2 separate regions of the Homo sapiens genome follow, and region 1 is linked to region 2. A link is a contact called in ENCODE Hi-C data. All regions are on one chromosome and are shown on one strand. The core of a region is the stretch at or near the end of the contact, and the rest is flanking DNA. Distances in the headings are between cores, read along the strand shown. Region 1 has its middle 86 kb from the start of MIR8052. Region 2 holds the start of LINC02873 (long intergenic non-protein coding RNA 2873).

Region 1 (5,630 bases), core at 1,135-3,634, 92 kb before region 2:
ACAGCTCATGCCGTTATGAAAATGATATCCAATTGCATCCTGCAAATCCCACAGCTTCTGAGTGAAAACTCCTGACTATTTTACAAAGGCTTCTTTTGTTTAAAAAGATGTTTTTAAACATAACACTGACTGGTGGAATCTTCAAGGCTTAGAAGAATGAACAAATATTTGGGGGGCACCTGCTATGAGCCAAGTACTTTTTATGTCCTCCAACACCCCTTCAAAGTGCTTATTTTTATCCCCATATTCAAATGAGGAAGCAGAGGCCACATGGCAAATATATGGAGGAGCTGGGACGAGATGTTTAAGATTGTTTGCAAAATGCAGCATCCTTCCACCATCCCAGTTCCCATGGCTTTCAAGAGTTTATTTCCAGGGTCTCTGAACAATGAAGCAGCCTCCTCACATCTTCGCTCTGACTACCAAAACTTTTAATAGAAACCTGGTAATTCCCAGCAACCACGGGCTCAAAGGCAATAATCTGTTCACTAGGCCCCTTCCCCTAATATTTCTTAAGCCACCAAAAAATCTGGTGAAGATCTCCAAAGATTTTCATGATAGAAACATGTCCTGGGCAAGCCTAAGAGTTACAGCTACAGCCTTGGGTCCAGGTGCCAAGGTCAGCCTTGCAAAGTTCTAGTCCTGGCTTCAGCTGAGATCTTTGGGCCTCCTTCCCTCTCCGAGAGGCCCTCCAACAGTTGGAGACACGAGGACTTCCGCCTCCCACTCTCCTCTGCCTTCTCTTCTGTTTGCCCAGTGAGATCTGCTTCCACTGCCAAGTCCCCATGTGGCTTGTGGCTCACACTTTCCTAGGAAGGGAATGGGAACCGAGGCCTCAAGCTCTGACGGCTGGGCCAGGTGGCTGAGTCTCCTTTGCCATGTTCAGGCAGCTGGCTGGCTTCTTTTCATGCACACTCAGTGGTCACCTGAGAAGGAAGTAGAAGTGTATTTGATGTCTTCATAGAAATTCATTGTCCCCTGTGCTGGGGTGTGGGGGTGGGTCATGCTGGTCATGCTGGCAGAGGGTGGAAGTGTTCCAGCAGAGCTCCAAGCAGATGGCAGCATTGAGGGGACACCTGATGTGGCTCAATGCCAGCCTGCAGGGCACTGGAGCCACAGCAAAATGATCCCGGCACCGGGGATGGGTCCTTGATTCCTGTCTTGGTTCTGTCATTGCCTGGCTGCGTGATTTTAAGCTAAGATATTGTCTTAGTCCATTCAGGCTGCTATAACAAAATGCCTTAGACTGGATGACTTATGAACAAAGACATTTATTTCTTACAGTTCTAGAGGGTGGGAAGTCCAAGCTCAGGTGCCAGCGGGTTGGGTGTGTGGTGGAGATTTGCTTTCTGCTTCACAGTCAGTGCCTTCTCTCTGGCTCCCTGGCTCATATATGGAGCCCTCTAGCTATGTCCTCAGATGATGGAAGCAGCACTTTGGGGTCTCTTTTATAAAGCACTAATCCCATTAATGAGGGCATCACCCTCAAAACCTAATCACCTCCCAAAGGCTCTACATTCTAATACTATCCCATTGGGGATTAAGTTTCAACATATAAATTTTGGGGGGTACAAAAACATTCAGACCATAACAACTATGAATTAAGGTCTTTTCCTCTCACTGCTCAACAGTTTTCTTTAAAAAAGGTCTTTAAAATGCCCTTCTAGACTTACTTACACATAAGTTTTTAAAAAATTGTACATGCCTAAGAAAGGAAACTTTGAGTAAAATAGATTGAATAAAGTATTCCTAAAACTTTCTCACATTTGGAGTCCCACTTTTCTGAATTACTTTTTGGCTTAGTCATTAAAAACCATATTTTCTCTACAATGTCATCCTGGGTGCTAGGTAAGTCTGTGATGACATGTTGATGGGGGTCACAGGAAGGGAGGGACCCAGAAATGCCCAAGGCCTGCCTCACTAATCACATTCCCACCAAGCCTTCTAAGATTCCCGAGGCAGGACCCACTTAAGGAGCAGTAGTTGGATAGGAGTAGAAGCATCACTTGCCTGTCAGCACTGATAACTCTGATCAAAATACTTAGAGGCCTTGTCTTGGGAGGCCAAAATGAAGATTTCTACTTGGGCTTTAAATCTCAATTCAGGACTACCCTGTTCCCACAGGGTGTCGGGTATTAATGTGGGAACCTGGGGTATCTAAAAGGTAGCACTGTCTGTCCTATGCCATGAGATGTTGCCCTACCAGAGCATGAAATCTTGGTTTTCTGGTTTCTTCATCAAAGGGTTAGCTCAGAGCACCATAGATAGCCACAGGCTATGGGACCAGATCCATTCTCTGGACTGGCATGGGTGCCGATTGCTGAGCCAGGGACAACAGCTTGAGTCTCAATTAGGGGGCTGGGTCAGACAGCCAAAAGGAGATGCCTGAAAGGGAGTCAGTGATTCAGTCGAGTTCCATTGTTTTCTGGAAGAGGAAGGCTGAGCAGCATTAATGGCCACATTCATTCTGCAGACAAAAGAACATTTGGTGAGATGATTCACCCCCTTCCCAGCCACGCCTCCCTTTATCACTTCACAGGATGCTGTACAGACAGAAGGTATTTAAACCTGCTGGCTTGGGCCCAGTTTCCCATCCCACTCTAGATACTCAGTGCTCTCTTTCCTTTTCATCGTGGGGACCAGGCAGGGAAGTGGGAATAGGCAGGTATTAGTCCTGGGAAGTAATCTTTCCCCCTAAATCAAGAAAGGATTCAAACTTCATATTCCTACGTGGCCTTGAGGAACCTTGGCTATCATTTCTTGCTAAGTTCCCAGGAATAGCTGAGAAACTACTTAAGACAAGCTTAGGGTGATCCTAGCCATCTGTACTTATCCAAACAAATGAAATGAATTAGGACACCCTGTGAGGCCAAAAAGATATGAATATGGCTGTATTTCAAGGTGGCTATCACCATGGGCTCTGGAGCCACAGAGATCTGAGTCTGACGCCCGGCTGTGCTACTTATTCTGTGATTCTGGGCTCTGAGCCCTCTTTAAACCTCAGTTCCCATCTCTAGAAGGGGACAATAACAGTGCCTACCTCCCATGAGGGTTAACTGAAAGATGTGTGCATTGAAGTTCTCAGCCCAGTCTCCCAGACTGGAGTCCCTTAAGCACTCAATAGACGACAGCAGTTGTTATTCCCGAGGGTGGGAAAGGGTGAAGGCGGATGACTCAGCACACAATTAGGCATTTAGAGAAGAAATTCTTGTTTCATCCTATTGCCTTTTCCCCCATGGCACATTTTGCTAATGTCTTTAAAATCTTGACACAGTGTGGTGTCTTGCCTAAAATGATATAATAATGAAGCCACTGTTGGAATGTGGTGAGGGCTGGGGTGTGTGTGTGTGTGTGTGTGTGTGTGTGTGTGTGAATATGTGGTGCCAAATTGGAGAATAAGGATAAGTTTATTAATTCTTTGGTAATTGCAGGCAATAATTGCATTACTGTGACAGTCCTACCAGGAGATGAAATTTGCCACTGTGAGGATCTGTTTTTCTTCTATTTTCTGGATTAAGATGTCAATGTTTTTAAAGGTCTCAGGCATCTTCCCAGCCTTAACTGAAACCAGTAACTACAGAAATAATTATGTTTCTAGAAACACCAACAGGAACTCAATGCTGGTTTCTGTGTAAGAGCCTGTGATCTCGACTTGGTCTCTAGCCCATCTGTGAAGGGAAATATTCTAAAACTTTATTAAACTCCTGTCCTTAGGATGCTGGCATTGGAGTTGTGGCTAACAGTAGGTGGTGTTAAGTGTAAAGAATACAGTGAGAAGCCTTTCATGCCAAACAGCCCATCTTTTGTGGGTAAACAGTCTGCTCCTGAAGAATAATCCAGCTAGCTGAGATGAACTGGAAATTCACATCGCAGTCTTCATTACAGCTGAACTCCCAATTGCATTCCAGAGATGGCCTGGGCTGGGTGAGAGAGACTGATATTCCTTATCTGAAAGTTCCAACTTCCATTGCTGAGGCCCCAAGAATAAGAAAAAAGGCTTTGAAAAAATCTAAGGAAAACTGAAACGCCAAGAAGTTTTTATCAGAAAATCATTCTGATATCATTCTTTATCAGAAAACCACAGCTCTGGGAGGGACCTCAGAGATGAGCTAGTAACCTAGTTCAAAGCACTGATTTTACAGATGAGAAAGCTAAGAGGCAGAGAGGTGAGACGCTTAAGGTCAGTAGAGACTAGGACCCAGGTGTCCTACTGCTGGTCTGGTGCTCTTACCATCTGAAACCAGTCATCACCCGTGTGCGGGTTGCCTGCTGTGTACAAGGGTATTCCCACCTTACAGCATGAAGCTGACTATGTAGTTCGACAAGCAGGGCACATATACACCAAGTAATAACAATTGGAGTCACATGTGATGAGTACCATGCCTGTGATGGAGCTGAGGCAGAAGAAGGTGACATTTAATTTGCGATAGCTCAGACAAGCTTTACCGAGAGATAGGGTTTCAGGGGGTGTCAGGAAAGATGTTTGTGATTTGGGTGAGAGGAAAGAAAGTCCATCTAAATAAGAAAAACACATCTTCAGAAGAGCAAGGGTAGGAAAGTAAGAGGAATGTTTGTGAGCCAGTGACATTTTGGTAGAAGAGGTAATTTTTGGCCAGGCGCGGTGGCTCATGCTTGTAATCCCAGCACTTTGGGAGGCCGAGGAGGGCAGATCACAAGGTCAAGAGATGGAGACCATCTTGGCCAACATGGTGAAACCCCGTCTCTACTAAAAATACAAAAAATTAGCTGGGCATGGTGGTGTGCGCCTGTAATCCCAGATACTTGGGAGGCTGAGGCAGGAGAATTGCTTGAACCCAAGAGGCAGAGGTTGCAGTGAGCCAAGATTGGGCCACTGCTCTCCAGCCTGGGTGACAGAGCAAGACTCCATTTCAAAAAGAAAAGAATGTTAGAATTGGGAGAGACGTCACAGATCATCAAGCTCAATTTCCTCATTTTACTGTTGAGAATATTAGGTCCAGAAATTTCAGCTGGCTTGTCCAAGGTTTTATGACTAAGCATGGTAGGGTGGATTAGAACCGCTGCCCATGACCCCTCATCCAGATCCTTTTTCACTACATATGCTGACCTTAGGGGAAGTGATGACAGAGACAGAAAGATCACAGAGGACCTTGCATCAGATTCAAGATATTTGTACATTAAGCACTGAAGACCTTTGACTCTTTTTGGACTGGGAAGTGAAACATGTTCAGAGTGGTACTACACAAGGATGGAGCTTGGGTCCAGTTTTGAGTGATGGTGTGTAGCATGAATGGACAAGATGGAAAAGAGGAGCAGAAAGACCAGTTAAAAAGGCCCCAGAACTGGACCAGCTATGAGAATACACTAACTAGGGTGATGGAAGAGAAAATGGAGAGAAAAGGTTGAATATGACACAGACGTAACCGAAGGGTACAGGAGAGTCGTGGCATAGGTATGGCAGAGGGGAGTCAAAGATAACTCTGGAAATTCAGAGTTGACCAGTTGTCTATGGAAGAGACCACCTGATACAATTTCTTAGAAACTGTTTTATGTTTTTTCCCTGGCTTTTGCTGTCATTTCCCCTTAGCACTTCATTCACTTATTCATCCTTTCATCCAACAAATGTTTTTTGAACTCTATGCAAGGCGTTC
Region 2 (5,046 bases), core at 2,163-4,662:
AGGCCAAGGTGGGTGGATCCCCTGAGGTCAGGAGCTCGAGACCAGCCTGATCAACGTGGGGAAACCCCGTCTCTACTAAAAATACAAAAGTTAGCCAGGTGTGGTGGTGCGTGTCTGTAATCCCGGCTACTCCGGAGGCTGAGGCAGGAGAATCACTTGAGCCCGGGAGGCTGAGGTTGCAGTGAGCCGAGATCGCACCACTGCACTCCAGCCTGGGTGACAGAGCCAGACTCCGTCTCAAAAAATACAATACAATAAAATAAAGAATTGTTAAAATGGTAAAAGTCATGTTATGTATATTTTGCCACAGTAAAATAAAAATGGATCAAAAACAAACTTGGGTAAAACAGGGAATCATACAAAAATGACATATACATGTGATATGTATTTTATTTCAACTCAAAACACAGAAATCCATATTTACTCAGCAATGTCTTGAAACAGGGCCAAGACTTCTTCTTAGAATGTAACTTGATTGGTGTTTGGAATCATCTTTTTTGCATAAACCACACCAATAATTGATTATTTATGGTTTCTAATTACAAATGAATCAAGACTTAAGAACACTTATGAAGCAATGTAAGTACATAATTCTTCTACATTTTAAAAACGTTTCCCCCCAAAACTATTAGAGTTGTTTTTTCCATATCTAGTTTGATAGCATTTTCTTTTTAGGACTTAGACTCATGAAGTCTCTTCAAAGCATTCTACCTAGGATAAAAATAGCAACTTTCTTTTGTAATCATGTTTCATGAGTTTATATAATACCTGCTTAAGTCCTATAATTAAAATAACATTAAGTCTGGCATAAACAGTTTTGGGAACAAATACAGCTGACCCTTGCTAAGCATATAACTCATCCGCTGGAGTGGAAGTACACAGGCTCACCGGCCTCGCACGCTCCTGTGCTGTGTGTGCACTCGTCAGTATTTTTTTTTTTTTTAAGACAGAGTCTTGCTCTGTTGCCCAGGCTGGAGTGCAGTGGAGCAATCTTGGCTCACTGCAACCCCCACCTCTCAGGTACAAGAGATTCTCCTGCCTCAGCCTCCGGAGTAGCTGGGATTACAGGTGCCCACCACCACACCTGGCTAATTTTTTGTATTTTTAGTAGAGATGGGGTTTCACCATGTTGACCAGGCTGGTCTCAAACTGCCGACCTCAAGTGATCCACCCGTGTCGGCCTCCCAAGTGCTGGGATTACATGTGTGAGCCACTGTACCGGCCTTTTTTGAAAATGAGTTAATATAAGGGAAGGGTAGTTGAGAGAATGTCTGCTCTATTTGCAGTTCTTTAAATGTTCATCTCCATGTTTGGCTTATGTAGGTCCTTCTGCTCGAGAACCTCTTTCCTAATTATGTTTCCTGCTCATTCTTCTTCATGTCTCAGTGCACTCATCACTCCATCTGATAAGCCTTCTCTGAGGCTCCGGGACTCAGATGCCTCGCTTTGTGCTACTGTGTGTTTCTGTCACTCTCTAGGTTTTCCCAACATTTTGGGGCAGATGATGCTTTTTGGTTGGGTCTGTTCTGCGCCTTGTAAGTTGTTTAGAAGCTGGTCTCCCCAAGATGCCACTAGCACCCTTCCCCCAGTTGCAACACTCAAAAATGTCTTCAGATATTATCAATGTCCCCTTAAGGAACAAGATAGCCCTGGTTGAGAATGACCGCTGTAGATGACAGATGTTCATTGAATGACTGAAGGACCTTAGTTCTGGGATTGCTGCAGAACTGATCAGCAACAAAGCAGCATATAAATTCAGGAAAGTGCTCACGTCCTTTTTAGAACAGTATCTCCATCCTGTAAAATATATTTCAGTGGATTTTTATTTTGGCTCAGTGCTAATAATCTAGGAAGCTGTTTTTACTGCCTACAGGAGAAGAGAGTTAGTGGTATTTTATATAACTTACTCTGTCTCCCCTTCACCTCCATTTGCCATCTGCCAAAATCTTTGGCCCTCAGAGTGGGAAAAATACACTCTACCAGCCAACTGAGATCTACCAAGTGCATCATGGCCAAGTAAATATTGAACTCCCTGCTCCTGACGTTTTTGTGAGAATTGGTTTATATAAGGGGCAGAGCTGTGGAGTGAGGAGGGATGGGTTTGAAGTGCAATTAGACTAGCATCCCTTCCTATTTAACAGTCTTTCTGTACCCCATGAAAGTAAACTCACCAAACTTCTAGGTGGGAACCACTTTCCATGTCTCTGCTATCTATGGGAACTTTACTTATTTGTTTAATAAATATTTTTGGGCACCTAATATGTGTCAGACACTGGCTTAAATACTGGTCAATATGCATATGTTCACGTGATTTGCCAAAAAATCAGTTTCATTTATACGGTTCTTGGCCCCACCTTGAGCTCCATGCTGGGCTGAATCCTCCCTGTCATCCAGTTTATGGCTCCCACAATTTGAGAAAAGGTTGGGAGGTGATTCAGAGACAAAGAAGTGGTTAAAAGGCTGGCTGTGTCTGTTGAGGAATTACAGAGAACACCCACTGGGGCTGTCTTCTGAGGGAGAATCAGCATGAGGTGCATGTCTCATCTAGAAAAAGGGTCTCATACAGATTTTCAGAGCTTGGTTCTCCAAGTCCACGCGGCATAGAGAAGTGTCAGGCGTGAGGGAAACAGGTGAGACGTGGCAGAGCACTTCCTGACATACCTGCTGTCTCCCACCGAGTGAGGGGTGGTTCCCGGACCCACCCTGTGACCGGGCACTGGCTGCCTTGCCATGTGTGTGCTGGCACCTTGGGCTTCAGGGCCTGGGGAATTGTCATGGCAAATCCCTACCTGATAAAACTGCTGGGGGGAAAACAGGCTTTGATGCACATTCCCAGGACTCACTGCTGAGGATTGTGATTTTTTCCTGTGAGCTGTTGGCAGAAGCAGGCTCTATGACTAACCTCAGAAGGGCAAGGGAGCTTTCTGTTAACTGATCGCCTGCAGAGGATCAGAGAGGAATTCCTGCTGGACTCCCTGCTCTGGTCCACCCTGGCCTCGTTTTCCATCTCTGGATCCTTCCAGCCGTGCAAACATACACAGTGTTGCCATGGCGACTCTGGGACAGACACATGCATGAGAGAAAAGCGTGAGGCAAAATCTCTCCTCTGATGATTTGCTGGGAGGGAAGGAGGCCTTGAACAGGTTTCAAAAGCACCTTGTTTCACCCCCTGATTTTCACATGAGAGCGGCTACCCCAGCCATAAACACAGTGGCCTCTTTTCTTCTGCTTTGCTTGCTGAGGCGACTGCAGCTCTGGGAGACCTGAAGAGGCTCCAGGATGAAAGAGCCTCCCACCCTTAAACCCACCCATAGAATGGGTTGCCAGTCATCAGGTGGGGACACCATTGGATGGTGGATGATCAGGGCTGTCCCTGGTTATTAAACTCATTATGCTTTCACCAGGACCCCTCACTTGTCCTTGTGAGTTTCTGACATGGTCCTCCTCTGTCTCTTCCTCGCCAGCTTGGCTGCCACCCCTCGGGCTGGGGTCACTGGGGCATGGCCCACCAGCGGCCTCTCCATTCTGGCCCAGCTCCAGCCGTCCTGTGAGCTCAGGTGGACTCAGCTTTCCAGGTCATCTTGGAGGGATCTGGTCATGACCACATCACTCTGGAGTCTGGCTTATTTCCAGCATTTTTCCCAGGTGAAATCAGGCTTAAATGAATATTATGCAGTGACAGGAAAAACAGCTGCTGCCTGAAGAACACACACAGCAGAAGAGAAATGATGGTGGCGATGGAGGTGGGGTAGATGTTCAGTGGGAGGCCCTGGAGGCGGGGGTGGGGTTGGGGGAACAAGGGTAGGGTTTGTCAGCCCCCACCATGCTGGGTGTGTCCCAAATGCCTGTTCTGACTACTTGGTAATGTTTTTTGGGTGCTGTGCTGAGAAAGCCTGCGAGGCTGCATGAGGTTCCGCAGTAGAGAGCCCTGGTGCTCCATGACCAATGCCTGTGACTGGTGCAGCAAGAGGGACGTTCCTCTGCTGAAATGAATGAGTGCATCTTCCCTGAAGGTGGGTGTGGAGAAAGTCCATCACCAGGGTCCTGTTTGGAGGAGAAGCAGCAGATCTGAATGAATCAACTTTCATCAAGTCACCCCATGGTTCTAGGAGAGCCAGTCCACTTTGTCATCAAGCTCCAAATTCCCTGGCTGGCACTTTCGGCCTCTGCTTTGACCTGGCTCAGAGAAATTTCAGCTCCTGTTCTCAGCATGCCCCTCCTGCTGTGGTAGGGCATGTTGCCTTCTTGGTCCTTGAAGGTAGCACCCAACACCTGTTTCCATGCTCTAGTCCAAGGCCTGCTCTCCTTCCTCTGGCTTCCTGACATCCCTTGCATTGAAGGCCAAGTTCAGGACCATGTCCTCCACACACCTTGTGGACAGCTCCACCCGTGGTGGTCTCTCCTCTTCTGCCCTTTTCTCTGTAGTCTGTGCATTCCAGATCAGCACATGAGCTCTCTCCCCTGGCCTCCTTTGTGTTAGGCACAGATGGGAATCCAGGGCAGAGATGATGTTCTGCCCTTACTACCTTGCAGCAGACAGGATCAGACTTGTGGGACCTGCTTGGTTACCTACCACCTGCTGAGATTCTATTTTCTTTTATAATTTTATATTGTACATGTAGCACACTCTTGGTTGCTTACCCAGTGTGCGTTCCTCTTCTCTGCCTTGGTCACAGAACCCAATTTTATTTCAGTTAGTGTGATGCCCCGTTAAAAGGTATCCTTTCCATTTTATTATAAAGCTAAGAGTTAACATTGAAATGTGAGCAAACATGGACAGAGATGGATGTGTTACACATGTTTTCTCCCAATGTGTAGCTTGTCTTATTTTCTTAACAATGTTTTCCAAAGACTAAAAGCCTTTCATTTTGATGAAGTCCAATTTATCGCTTTTCTCTTTTCTAAGTCATGTTTTCTGTGTCATATCTAAGAAGACTCTGTCTGACCCATAGTCACAAAGATTTTCTTCTAGGGTTTTTGTAGTTTTAGCACTTAGTTGTAGGCCTATGATCCATTTTAAGTTAATGTTTAGATATGGTGTGTGGT

What was found. A loop is a pair of places that touch in the nucleus more often than their neighbours do. Pooled maps may share reads with other maps.
Region 1: a loop to region 2 is called in a map of endothelial cell of hepatic sinusoid, with 2.6 times the contacts of the local background. The contact joins the enhancer-like site here to the promoter of LINC02873 in region 2. A Hi-C loop is called at or near these places in 2 of 168 maps with a recorded cell type or tissue (endothelial cell of hepatic sinusoid and mammary epithelial cell) and 1 of 50 pooled maps.

What each region holds. Positions count from the first base shown.
Region 1 is chr11:130,578,132-130,583,761 of GRCh38, forward strand. No RefSeq gene overlaps it. Among named protein-coding and RNA genes, the nearest start is that of MIR8052, 86 kb to the right of the region's middle. Within about 2 kb of position 2,385, at least 10 of the 41 ENCODE cell types and tissues checked have a DNase peak (open chromatin) inside an H3K27ac peak, as active enhancers do; they include mammary epithelial cell, where a contact is called at or near this core.
Region 2 is chr11:130,669,544-130,674,589 of GRCh38, forward strand. LINC02873 (long intergenic non-protein coding RNA 2873) reads left to right here and starts at 3,413. Exons shown (of 3, transcript NR_164144.1): 1 at 3,413-3,645.